Linked DNA regions of Homo sapiens: all the other regions are linked to region 2. A link is an interaction called in ENCODE POLR2A ChIA-PET data of the cell type or tissue named here. Cell type or tissue: PC-9. All regions are shown on one strand. Region 1 has its middle 11 kb from the start of SLC45A1. Region 2 overlaps ERRFI1-DT (ERRFI1 divergent transcript). Region 3 overlaps LOC105376695 (a long non-coding RNA gene).

The links. Peaks named below come from ENCODE experiments on the same cell type or tissue, not always from the same donor. Only the 100,000 strongest peaks of a DNase experiment are listed, where the experiment ranks them.
Region 1: POLR2A ChIA-PET joins it to region 2 with 6 read pairs; 6 of 35 experiments call an interaction of 5 or more read pairs at or near these places.
Region 3: POLR2A ChIA-PET joins it to region 2 with 7 read pairs; 6 of 35 experiments call an interaction of 5 or more read pairs at or near these places.

What each region holds. Positions count from the first base shown.
Region 1 is chr1:8,304,926-8,308,925 of GRCh38, reverse strand. No RefSeq gene overlaps it. Among named protein-coding and RNA genes, the nearest start is that of SLC45A1, 11 kb to the left of the region's middle. RefSeq lists a silencer at 1,051-1,251. In PC-9, no CTCF peak of the experiment used is centred here; no DNase peak of the experiment used is centred here.
Region 2 is chr1:8,059,839-8,063,838 of GRCh38, reverse strand. All of the region lies in intron 2 of ERRFI1-DT (ERRFI1 divergent transcript), which reads right to left. Among named protein-coding and RNA genes, the nearest start is that of ERRFI1-DT, 35 kb to the right of the region's middle. In PC-9, no CTCF peak of the experiment used is centred here; DNase peaks (open chromatin) are centred at 1,648 and 2,398; H3K4me3 peaks cover 954 bases; H3K27ac peaks cover 4,000 bases.
Region 3 is chr1:8,241,475-8,245,474 of GRCh38, reverse strand. LOC105376695 (a long non-coding RNA gene) reads right to left here. Exons shown (of 3, transcript XR_946937.3): 2 at 1,175-1,285. Among named protein-coding and RNA genes, the nearest start is that of LINC03154, 16 kb to the left of the region's middle. In PC-9, no CTCF peak of the experiment used is centred here; no DNase peak of the experiment used is centred here.

The DNA.
Region 1 (4,000 bases), 250 kb before region 2:
TGGCCTGCTGTAATTTTCCCTTTTAGAAATGCCCTATCGGGTTTTGGTTTCAAGGTCATGCTTGTCTCATAAAACAAATTACAGAATGCCTCCCCTTCCCTCCCTTGATTTTCTTCTCTTTCCAGGTAGGATTTGGGTAAGATTGGCATTATATTTTTGTTAACTGTTTAGAAGAACTCATCAGTGAAGCAGCTGGGACCAGAGTTTTCTTTGTGGAAAAATTTAAAATTGTGAATTCGATTTCTTTAACAGTTATAGGCTATTCAGATTTTGTATTTATTTCCCTCCTTCCTTCCTTCCTTCCTCCCTTCCTTCCTTCTTTCCTTCCTTCCTTTCTTCTTTTTTTTTTTTTTTGCCTCACTCTGTTGCCTAGGCTGGAGTCCAGTGGCACAATCTTGGCTCACTGCAACCTCTGCCTCTTGGGTTCAAGCAAAAGTATTTTTTGGTAGAGATGGGGTTTCTACCAAAACCCTACCAAAGCCTACCATGTTGGCCAGGCTGGTCTCTAACTCCTGACCTCGAGTGATCCACCTGTCTTGGCCTCCCAAAGAGCTGGGATTATAGGCATGAGCCACTGCGCCCAGCCAGATTTTATATTTCTTTTTGTGATAGATTGGTGATATGTGTTTTCCAAGGAAATTGTCCACTTCCTCTTAATTTTAATTTTGGCACAAATTTCTAACCTTTTAAATGTCTATAAGAGCTGCACGGTTGTTTATATGATGGGCCGAGCTGTGTCCCCACAAAATTCGTACATAGAAGTCCTAACCTTCAGTACCTGACTGTATTTGGATCTTCAAAGAGGGAATTAAAGTACCTTTATAAGAAGGGGAGATTGGGACACAGACAAACACAGAGGGAAGACCCTGTGAGGACACACAGAGAAGATGGTATCTACAAGCCAAGGAGAGAGGCCTCAGGAGAAACCAACCCTGCTGATAGAGCTTGGCTATGTGTCCCCATCCAAATCTCATGTCGAATTGTAATTCCCAGTGTTGGAGGAGGGACCTGCTGGGAGGTGACTGGATCATGGGGGCGGACATCCTCCTTGCTGTTCTCTGGACAGAGTTCTCAGGACAGCTGGTTGTTTGAAAGTGTCTAGCACTTCCCCCTTGCTCTCTTGTGCTCCTGCTATGACCATGTGAAGATTGTGCCTGCTTCCCCTTCGCCTTCTGCCATGATTGTACGTTTCCCCAGGGCTCCCCAGAAGCAGAAGCCTGTACAGCCTGCAGAACCATGAGCTGATTAATCCTCTTTTCTTAATAAATTATTTAGTCTCAGCTATGTCTTGATAATAGTGTGAGAACAAGCTAATACACCTGTCCACATCTTGATCTCAGACTTCCAGCTTCCAGGACTAAGAGAAATAAATTTCTGGTTGGGTGCGATGGCTCATGCCTCAGCACTTTCGGAGGCTGAGGTGGGCGGATCGCTTGATCTCAGGAGTTCGAGACCAGCCTGGGCCACATGTTGAAACCCCAAAAGAAAAGAAAAAGTGAAAAAAAGTGAAATAAATTTCCATTGTTTAAGCCACTCAGCCTGGGGTACTTTGTTATGGCAGCCCTAGCAAACTCCTAATATTGATTACTTAGGAGTGAAATTTACTTAAGACTTTCTCTCTTTTTTCTTGATCAGTCTTGCCAAGGGTTTATCATTAATGTCTCTTCAAAGAACCAGAAACAGGCCAGGTGCGGTGGCTCATGCCTGTAATTCCAGCCCTTTGGGAGGCCGAGGTGGGCGGATCACCTGAGGTCAGGAGTTCGAGACCAGCCTGGCCAATATGGTGAAACCCTGTCTCTACTAAAAATATAAAAATTAGCCCGGAGTAGTGGCAGATGCCTGTAATCCCAGCTACTTGGGAGACTGAGGCATGAGAATCACTTGAACCTGGGAAATGGAGGTTGCAGTGAGATAAGATCACACCACTGCACTCTAGCCTGAGCAGCAGAGTGAGATTCTGTCTCAAAAAACAAAAAACAAAAAACAAAAAAAACAGAAATAATAATAATACAGATAACATGTTCATCCTCTATTTTTATGCTTATTTTCTACTTCATTAATTTCTGCTTTTATCTGTATTATTTTCTCCTTCAGCTTTCTTTGGATTTAATTTGCTGTTTGCTTACTAATTTCTTAAGCTGAAAGCTTAGGTTGTTGACTTTCCAGCCCTTCCTCTTTTCTTTCCTTTTTTTTTTTTTTTTTTTTTTGAGACAGGGTTTCACTCTGTTGCCTGTGCTGGAGTGTAGTGGTGTGATCTCAGCTCATTGCAGCCTCGACCTCGCAGGTTCAGGTGATCCTCCCACCTTAGCCTCCCAAGTAGCTGGGACTACAGGCACGAGCCACCATGCTTAGCTAATTTTTTGTATTTTTGGTAGAGACAGGGTTTTGCCGTGTTGTCCAGGCTGGTCTTGAACTCCTGGGCTCAAGTGATCCTCCCTTCTAGGCTTCCCAAAGTGCTGGGATTACAGGTGTGAGCCACTGTGCCTGGCTGACTTCCTCTTTTCTTTTCTTTTTTCTGTTCTCTCTCTCTTTTTTTTGTTTTTGAGACAGAGTCTCACTGTCCCCCAGGCTCCAGTGCAGTGACACCATCTTGGCTCACTGCAACCTCTGCCTCCCAGATTCAAGCGATTCTCCCGCCTCAGCCTCCTGAGTAGCTGGGATTACAGGTGCACACCACCATGCTTGGCTAATTTTTGTATTTTTAGTGGAGACGGGGTTTCACCATGTTGGCCAAGCTGGTCTTGAACTCCCGGCCTCAAGTGATCCGCCCGCCTCAGCCTCCCAAAGTGCTGGGATTACAGGCGTGAGCCTCCACACCCAGCCTCTTTTCTAATATAAGCATTCCAAGTTGAGTTTCCGCTAAACAAGACTTTAGATGTATCCTACACATTTTGATACATAGAATTTTCATTATCATTGAGTTAAACATTTCAGCAAGACAAACAAGTGAAAAATAAAATTGAGAGGTAGCATTGTGGGCCTGGGGCTTAGCTACATTTAGAAACATGGATTTGGATATTAAGAGATGGATTTTGGTCAAGGGAAACAGACATTATTTTCAGGTTCCACTCTGCTGCTAACCATTGTAGGTGGAACAGGGCAAACTGAGAGGGTCCCTCGACTCGCTAACTTCCATTTAAACACTCTCTGTACCCCGTTCTCTCCTGCCTTGGCCTCTTTCTGCTCTTAGACTTGTATAACCAATCACTCACTTGTTTTCTTCACTTAGATTTTTTTGTTGTTGTTTTTTTGTTTTGTTTTGTTTTGAGACTACGTTTCACTCCTGTTGCCCAGCCTGGAGTGCAATGGCACGATCTCAGCTCACCACAACCTCCGCCTCCCAGGTTCAAGCAATTCTCCTGCCTCAGCCTCCCAAGTAGCTGGGATTACAGGCATGTACCACCACACCTGGCTAATTTTGTATTTTTATTAGAGATGGGGTTTCTCCATGTTGGTCAGGCTGGTCTCGAACTCCCGACCTCAAGTGATCCACCCACCTCGGCCTCTCAAAGTGCTGGGATTACAGACATGAGCCACTGTTCCCAGCCTTTTATAAATTTAATTTTATTTTATTTCTTTGAGACAGAGCCTTGCTCTGTTGCCCAGGCTGGAGTGCAGTGGTGTGATCTCAGCTCACTGCAACCTCTGCCTCCCAGGTTCAAGCAATTCTTCTGCCTCAGCCTCCCAAGCAGCTGGGACTACAGGCACATGCCGCCACACCTGGCTAATTTTTTGTATTTTAATACAGACGGGGTTTCACTGTGTCACCCAGGCTGGTCTCGAACTCCTGAGCTCAGCCAATCCACCTGCCTCGGCCTCCCAAAGTGCTGCGATTACAGGCGTGAGCCACCGTGCCCAGCCTTACTTAGATATCTTATAGGCACCTCAAATTTATCATGTCCAAAACCAAACCCTTGGCCAGGTGTGGTGGCTCATGCCTATAATTCCAGCACTTTAGGAGGCCAAGGCAGGAGAATTGCTTGAGGCCAGGAGCCTGGGC
Region 2 (4,000 bases):
AAAGAAGAAGGCTTTGTCTCTGTCTTCTCCCAAGAGATGGAAAGGAAAAGCTGGAATTGCAATTTGCAGGATAGCCTAGCCCAAGCTGTAACTCCCGCACCATCCTCTGAAGTAAAAGCTAAGTATCTAAAGGGAAGGCTTTAATGGAAATATAAGACCCTGAAACAATGCCAAAGAAGGCTGTTTTAGAAAAATGACAGAGTACACATATCCTTTAAATCCAGTAACATTCCCTTTTAGCAGCAATTGGTGTCATCAAGCAATAATGGGAATAAGCAAAAGCACACAGGCTTCCAAGTCAGACAGACTGCCACCATTTAGTAGCTGTGTGACCTTGGGCCAGTTACCTAACCTCTCTGACACCTCATTTTCTTCATCTGCAAAATGGTGATAATTATACCTACTTTTAAAAGATTATGGTATAAAGGTTAAATGAAATAATATATGTAAATGCACAATGCCTGGCACACAATAACCTCCAATAAACAGTCACTACAATCGTTTGCCTGAAGATTCTTCGTTGGCTTTGCATTTCTAATAAATAAATAAATGTTTCGAGACTTTCTTTTTTCTTTTTACCACCAAGTGAGGCAAAGCTGACTCTGCTTTCTGTCCAACCCTACTTTTTTTTTTTTTTTTTTTTTGAGACAGGCTGGAATGCAGTGGTGCCCTCATGGCTCCCTGCAGCCTTGACTTCCTGGGCTCAAGCAATCCTCCCACCTCTGCCTCCCAAGTAGCTGGGATCACAGGCGTCAGCCACCATGCCCCGCCAATTTTTGTATTTTTTTGTAGAGATATTTGCCTTGGCTCCTATCTCATCTCTTGATTTGAATCATAACAAAAATAGAAGCAAAAATCCTTGAGTGCCAACTCATGGGTCCTGAATACAAACAAGAAGGTGAGACTTCCATAAATGAAGCAACTAGAACGAGGTTTTAAAAACGTATCTCTGAGCCAGGCACAGTGGCTCATGCCTATAATCCCAGCACTTTGGGAGGCTGAGACACGAGGATCACTTGAGCCCACGAGTTGGAGACCAGCCTGGGCAACAGAGTGAGACCCTGTCTCTACAAAAAAAAAAAAAAAAAAAAAAAAACTTAAAAAAATAGATAGGCATGGTGGCACACGCCTGAGGTCCCAGCACTCTGGGCGGCTCAGGAGAGAGGGTCACTTGAGGACAGGAGTTTGAGACCAGCCTGAGCAACATAGCAAGACCCCATCTCTATGAAATAAAAATAAATAAATCATAAATAAAAACTGTATGGTCCAGGCTGGGTACAGTGGCTCACACCTGTAATCCCAGTGCACTTTGGGTGGCCGAGGCGGGTGGTTCACTTGAGGCCAGTAGTTTGAGACCAGCGTGGCCAACATGGTGAAACCCTGTCTCTACTAAAAATACAAAAAAATTAGCCAGGCGCGTGCCTGTAATCCCAACTACTCAAGAGGCTGAGGCAGGAGAATCACTTGAACCCAGGAGGTGGGAGGCAGAGATTGCAGTGAGCCAAGATGGCGCCACTGTACTTCAGCCTGGGCCACAGAGTGAGACTCCGTCTCAAAAAAACAATAATAAACCTGTATAGTCCAGTCCTAGATTATGTGATGTAGACTGAAATACTATGGTGATTCACAAGTGGCAAAATGTGATATGGGTTAGAGCAGTGACTCACAAACTTTCTGTGATAAAGGGTCACTTCTTTCGTTTTACTTTGTTTGGTTTGGTTTTATTTTGTTTTGTTTTAATTTCCACCCCTTCAGGAACCAAAAATCAGTCCTATTGCCCATGACTTTAACACAGCTCACGCAGCATGCAACTCATCACAAGTTCAACAGCATCCAAAGGGGTCCATGCCCCGTCAAGACTAATTCCCTGATCATATGCTTGGGTGTTGGGGACAAATGCTCAATTGCTAAAAAGTCTCTTACCCTTATTTACTTTCGATTTCTGCGTTCCTCTTGTCACAAACCGTAACAAGCAGATTCCGAACTAGTTCTAAACTAGTAGTTCGCAAACTACTCTGTGAGTTTGTCCTGATCTGGATGTAAAGGGTCGGATTTTGGTTCTCAGAGGAGCATCCCAGAAGGAGCAGTGGAAGACAAAGCCAGGTCCTAGAGGCTGGAAGAAACCCTGCATGTACTTGGTATCATTATTTTTATCACAGCTCAGTACAAATCAGTAGAATTTGGGGTGGGGTATAAGATACAGCAAGAACCTCTATATTTCATAAAATGAGGGGAAAATTATTTCAGTAAGGATCCCAAAAACAACAAAAAGAAGAAACACACATGAGGGTGTTTCCAAACCACCATCTATCTCACTGGCTTAGCAGCAGCAGCTGAGGAGTGGAAGCCAGAAGTACATTCCCATGGAGGAAAGTAAACACTTCATGTTTGCACATCCATCTCAGGAATCCTCTTAGTCACTGAAGGAAAGCAGACAGGAGTGAGTCCAAGGTTTTGGTCAAACCCTGCCTGGCATGAACTAATGAGCTCAGGCTCAGGCCATACTGCCTGGGTTCAGATCCTGGCTCATCCATTTCCTAGCTGTGTAGCCTGGGGCAAGTTGCTTGACCTCTCTTTGCTTCTATTTCCTCAGCCATAAGGTGGGAACTACCCTTCATCAAAGAGTAGCTGTGAGGACTGAAGGAGGCAACGCATGTAAGTCCTTTAGAACAAAGCCTATTACATTGGAAGTGTTATTATTATTATTATTATTATTATTATTATTATTATTGAGACAGAGCCTCGCTCTGTTGCCTAGGCTGGAGTGCAGTGGTACAATCTAGGCTCACTGCAGCATCCGCCTCCTGGGTTCAAGCGATTCTCCTGCCTCAGCCTCCCATGCAGCTGGGATTACAGGTGAGCACCACAACACCAGGCTAATTTCTGTATTTTTAGTAGAGACAAGGTTTCACCATGTTGTCCAGGCTGGTCTGGAACTCCTGACCTCAGGTGATCCGCCCACCTTGGCCTCCCAAAATGCTGGGATTACAGGTGTGAGCCACCACGCCCTGCCATTATTATTATTATTCGGAGACAGGGTCTTGCTCTGTTACCCAGGCTGCAGTGCAGTGGTGCGATCGTGGCTTACTGCAGCCTAGGCTTCCCAGGCTCAAGTGATCCTCCCAGCTCAGCCTCCTGAGTAGCTGGAACCACAGGCACACACCACCATGCCCGGCTAATTTTTTTATTTTTATTTTTTGTAGAGACAGGGTCTTGTTATGTTGCCCAGGTTTATTTTTTATTTTTTATTTTTTTTGAGACAGAGTCTCACTCTTTTGAGTTGCTCAGGCTGGAGTGCAATGGCGCCATTTCAGCTCACTGCAACCTCCGCCTTCCGGGTTCAAGCAATTCTTCTGCCTCAGCCTCCCAAGCAGCTGGGATTACAGGTGCCCACCACCAAGCCTGGCTAACTTTTTGTACTTTTAGTAGAGACAGGATTTCATCATGTTGGCCAAGCTGGTCTCAAACTCCTGACCTAAGGTGATCCACTCGCCTCGGCCTCCCAAAGTGCTGGGATTACAGGCATGAGCCACTGCACCTGGCCCCAGGTTGACCTTGAATTCCTGGGCTCAAGTGATCCTCCAGCCTCGACCTCCCAAAGTGTTGGGATTCCAGGTGTAAGCCACTACGCCCAGCCAGCTATTACTAGTACTGCTACTACTGCTACTATTACTATTTTTATTAGGCTTTTTTCTTCTTGCAGGTTCATTCCCAAGACCAATTTTAGAAGTATTTAAGAAGTCCTAGTCTAATTCAGCAGCTCAGATGATGAACCCCTGATATTCAAAAGCCCTAAGTCTGAACAGAGCCTCTAGGAATTACTGTTTCATTGGCCCCCTTCTCGCAGTTAGTTGCTACTCACATCCTTCAAAGCCCTGATCAAATCTCACCTTCTCAATTAAGCTGTATTAATTAGAAATTGTGTATAACTGCACGGAATAGAAACCCATCTCCTCGACCAGAGGCAGGGTCTCACACTTGTAATCCCAACACTCTGGGA
Region 3 (4,000 bases), 180 kb before region 2:
GCTCCACCACGCTCAGCTAATTTTTTGTATTTTTAGTAGAGATGGGGTTTCACTATGTTGGCCAGGCTGGTCTCCTGAGCTCAGGTGACCTGCCCACCTCAGCCTCCCAAAGTGCTAGGATTACAGGCGTGAGCCACCCCACCCGGCTGAAATCATTTTTCCATATTTGCATATTATGTCATTAAAAAAAAAACAAGATTAAAGACACCATCGAAGTTTTATATGTAACCCCCTCCCTGATCCCTGGTCCTAGTCTCTTTCTTCCCAGTGGGAACTCTTTTTCGGGTATTTCCATGCATATTTTAATTCTTTTATTTTTTTTTTGAGATGGAGTTTCATTTTTGTTGCCCAGGCTGGAGTGCAATGATGCAATCTCGGTCACCGCAACCTCCACCTCCCAGGTTCAAGCGATTCTCCTGCCTCAGTCTCTGGAGTAGCTGGGATTATAGGCATGCGTCACCACGCCCGGCTGATTTTGTGTTTTTAGTAGAGATGGGGTTTCTCCATGTTGGTCAAGCTGGTTTTGAACTCCCGACCTCAGGTGATCTGCCCACCTTGGCCTCCCAAACTGCCAGGATTACAGGCATGAGCTACGGCGCCCAACCACGTATTTTAATTCTCCTACTACAAACACACATGTCCATAAACATGCATACCATTCTGTGCATGTATTCAGGCTTCATATAAATAGCATCATACTGTAACATTTTGTAACTTGCTTTTGAAAATATTTTATTTTTGAGATTTAGTCATGTCGACATATGTAGCTGTGGTTTACTATTTTCATTGCTTGTAGCATCATCTGTATTCCCTGATGAGTATTTAGATCAAGGGTCTCAAGCGTTTTCTGCAGAGTCAGGTTGTAAATATTTCAGCCTTTACAGGTCATCCATTCTCTGTGCAGTCTCTCAACTCTGCTGTTGTACCCGGAAAGCAGCCTTGGACAATATGCAAACAAATGGGCGCAGCTGTGTTCCAATAAAACTTTGTTTATAGAAACAGGCAGTGGACAAGTTTTGGTCTGTGGTCCGGTTTGCTGACCCTGATTTAGTTTATTTTCAAATTTTGCTGGTTCTAATCCAGCTAGGTCTAATATTGTTGTGCCTGCATCCTTACACACCTGTACAAGTGATTCTCTAGAAGGTGGAATTACCATGTTATGGGGAATGCTTACCTTCAACTTGACTGTGTACTGCCAATGGCCCTCCACAATGGTTGTACAGAGTTCATATGGATGAGAGTTCAGGCTGCTTCTGTCCTTTCCAACTCTGATATTTAATTTCTCCTAATGTGATGGACATAAAGTGATACCTCATTACGGTTTTAAGTTGCATTTCTCTATTATTCTGAGGTTGAGCATTTTCTCTTATGTATTAGTCATTTGGGTTTCCTTTTCATGAACTTGTTCATAGCCTTTGCCCATTTCTCTTTTGGGTTCTTATTTATTTATTTAGATGGAGTCTCACTCTATCACTCAGGTTGGAGTACAGTGGCGCAATCTCGGCTCACTTCAACCTCCGCCTCCTGGGTTCAAGCAATTCTCCAGCCTCAGCCTCCCGAGTAGCTGGGATTACAGGCGTACACCACCATGCCTGGCTAATTTTTGTATTTTTTTAGTGGAGATGGGGTTTTGCCATGTTGGCCAGGCTGGTGTCGAACTATTGACCTCAGGTGATCCACTTGCCTTGGCCTCCCAAAGTGCTGGGATTACTCAGCCTCCCGAGTAGCTGGGACTACAGGTGCCCGCCACCATGCCCGGCTAATTTTTTGTATTTTTAGTAGAGACAGGGTTTCACCGTGTTAGCCAGGATGGTCTTGATCTCCTGACCTTGTGATCTGCCCGCCTCGGCCTCCCAAAGTGCTGGGATTACAGGCGTGAGTCACTGCGTCTGGCCTGATTTTCATTTTGAAAGATTGCCCTGGCTGCAGGGTGCAGCCAAGAGTGCCCTGCCACTGCACTCCATTCTGGGCAATAGTGTGAGACCCTGTCTCAAAATAAATAAAAAAAATATAAATTTATTATTTTTATTTTTTATTTTGAGACCCTGTCTCAAAATAAATTTAAAAAATACATAATTTTTTAAATTTATGAGACCCTGTCTCAAAATAAATTAAAAAACAAAACTCCTACCACACCCAGCCAATTTCCTTCTTTCTTTCTTTCTTTCTTTCTTTCTTTCTTTCTTTCTTTCTTTCTTTCTTTCTTTCTTTCTTTCTTTCTTTCTTCCTTTCTCCCCCTCCCCTCCCCTCCCCTCCCCTCCCCTCCCCTTCCCTTCTCTTCTTTTGAGATGGAGTCTTGCTCTGTCACCAGGCTGGAGTGCAGTGGTGCAATCTCGGCTCACTGCAACCTCCGCCTCCTGGGTTCAAGCGACTCCCCTGCCTCAGCCTCCCGAGTAGCTGGGACTACAGGCATGAGCCACCACACCTGGCCCTTTTTTAAATAAATAAAAAATAAACAAATAGTGCTGGGCGCAGTGGCTCACGCCTGTAATCCCAGCAGTTTGGGAGTCTGAGGTGGGTGGATTACCTGAGGTCGGGAGTTGGAGACCAGCCTGACCAACATGGTGAAACTCATCTCTACTAAAAAAATACAAACAAAATTAGCCAGGCGTGGTGGCTCGTGCCTGTAATCCCAACTACTCAGGAGGCTGAGGCAGGAGAATTGCTTGAGCCTGGGAGACAGAGGTTGCAGTTAGCCAAGATAGTGCCACCGCACTCCAGCCTGGCCGACAGAGTGAGACTCTGTCTAAAAAAATAATAAATAAATAAATAAATAAATAAATAAATAAATAAAGTATCTTGGATATTACATAGGTCAGCTTCATTCTTTTTAATGGCTGCACTGTTCCACTGTACAGATGCCCCCGATGTGTTTAACCAATTCCATATTCATGTACATTGAGGCGATTTCCTGACGTGTTTTATCAGTCCACTTGTCTTGTGTTACAAATGATGCCTTTGTTTGCTTGTTTCTTTGTTTGAGACGGAATCTCACTCTGTTGCCCAGGCTGGAGTGCAGTGGTGTGATCTTGGCTCACTGCAACCTCTGCCTCCTGGGTTCAAGCGATTCTCCTGCCTCAGCCTCCCGAGTAGATGAGATTACAGGCGCGCGCTACCTTGCCCGGCTAATTTTTTCTATCTTTAGTAGAGACAGAGTTTTAGCATGTTGGCCAGGCTGATCTCGAAACTCTTGACCTCATGATCTGCCCGCCTCGGCCTCCCAAAGTGCTGGGATTACAGGCGTGAATCACTGCCCCCAGCTTGTATTTTTTTTTTTTTTTTAGTAGAGACAGGGTTTTACCATGTTGGCCAGGCTGGTCTCCAACTCCTGACCTCAGGTGATCGCCCACCTTGGCCTCCCAAAGTGCCGGGATTACAGGCATGAGCCACCGCGCCCGGCCACAAATGATGCCTTAATGAACGTTCTGGGATCTATGTCTTTATGCATGTGTGCCGCAGTGTCTATAGGATAAATAGGAAGAATTCCTAGTTTTGAACTCCATTTTCTATCCCACACCCCTTTCCAGAGACCGCCGTGCTCTTCGCTGAAGACCTGTACTTGCTTCAGCCAACATCCGCCAGGTCATGCTGGTCTTTGCTTCTTCCTTCCTTCCTGGCAAGAAGACAAAACCAAAGGCACACAGAGCAGACAGCTCGCCTTCCTGTGCTTTTCCTGTGGACCTGTGGTTGCTCCTGGGCTGTCATAGCCTCTGTAGACTTCGGACCTACTTATTTATCTAGGCGTGCAGTGGCTGCTGCTCTGTCCTGTCTCCACTGCCTGCCTGCCTACTTGGGTGTCTGGCACCCCGGGCTCCTCCCTTCCTTCAAGGATGGCATGGGTCTTGGACTTGGATCCATGGAATCTGCTTGCTTTTCCTTATGCTGAAGGACTTCTCAGCCTGCCCTGTGTCTCCTGTGTTTGCGATGCTGGTTTTCTCCTTCCTAAAATAACTGACCCTCCCACCCATACCTCATGCTCCATCGTCAGCCACAGTCCAGA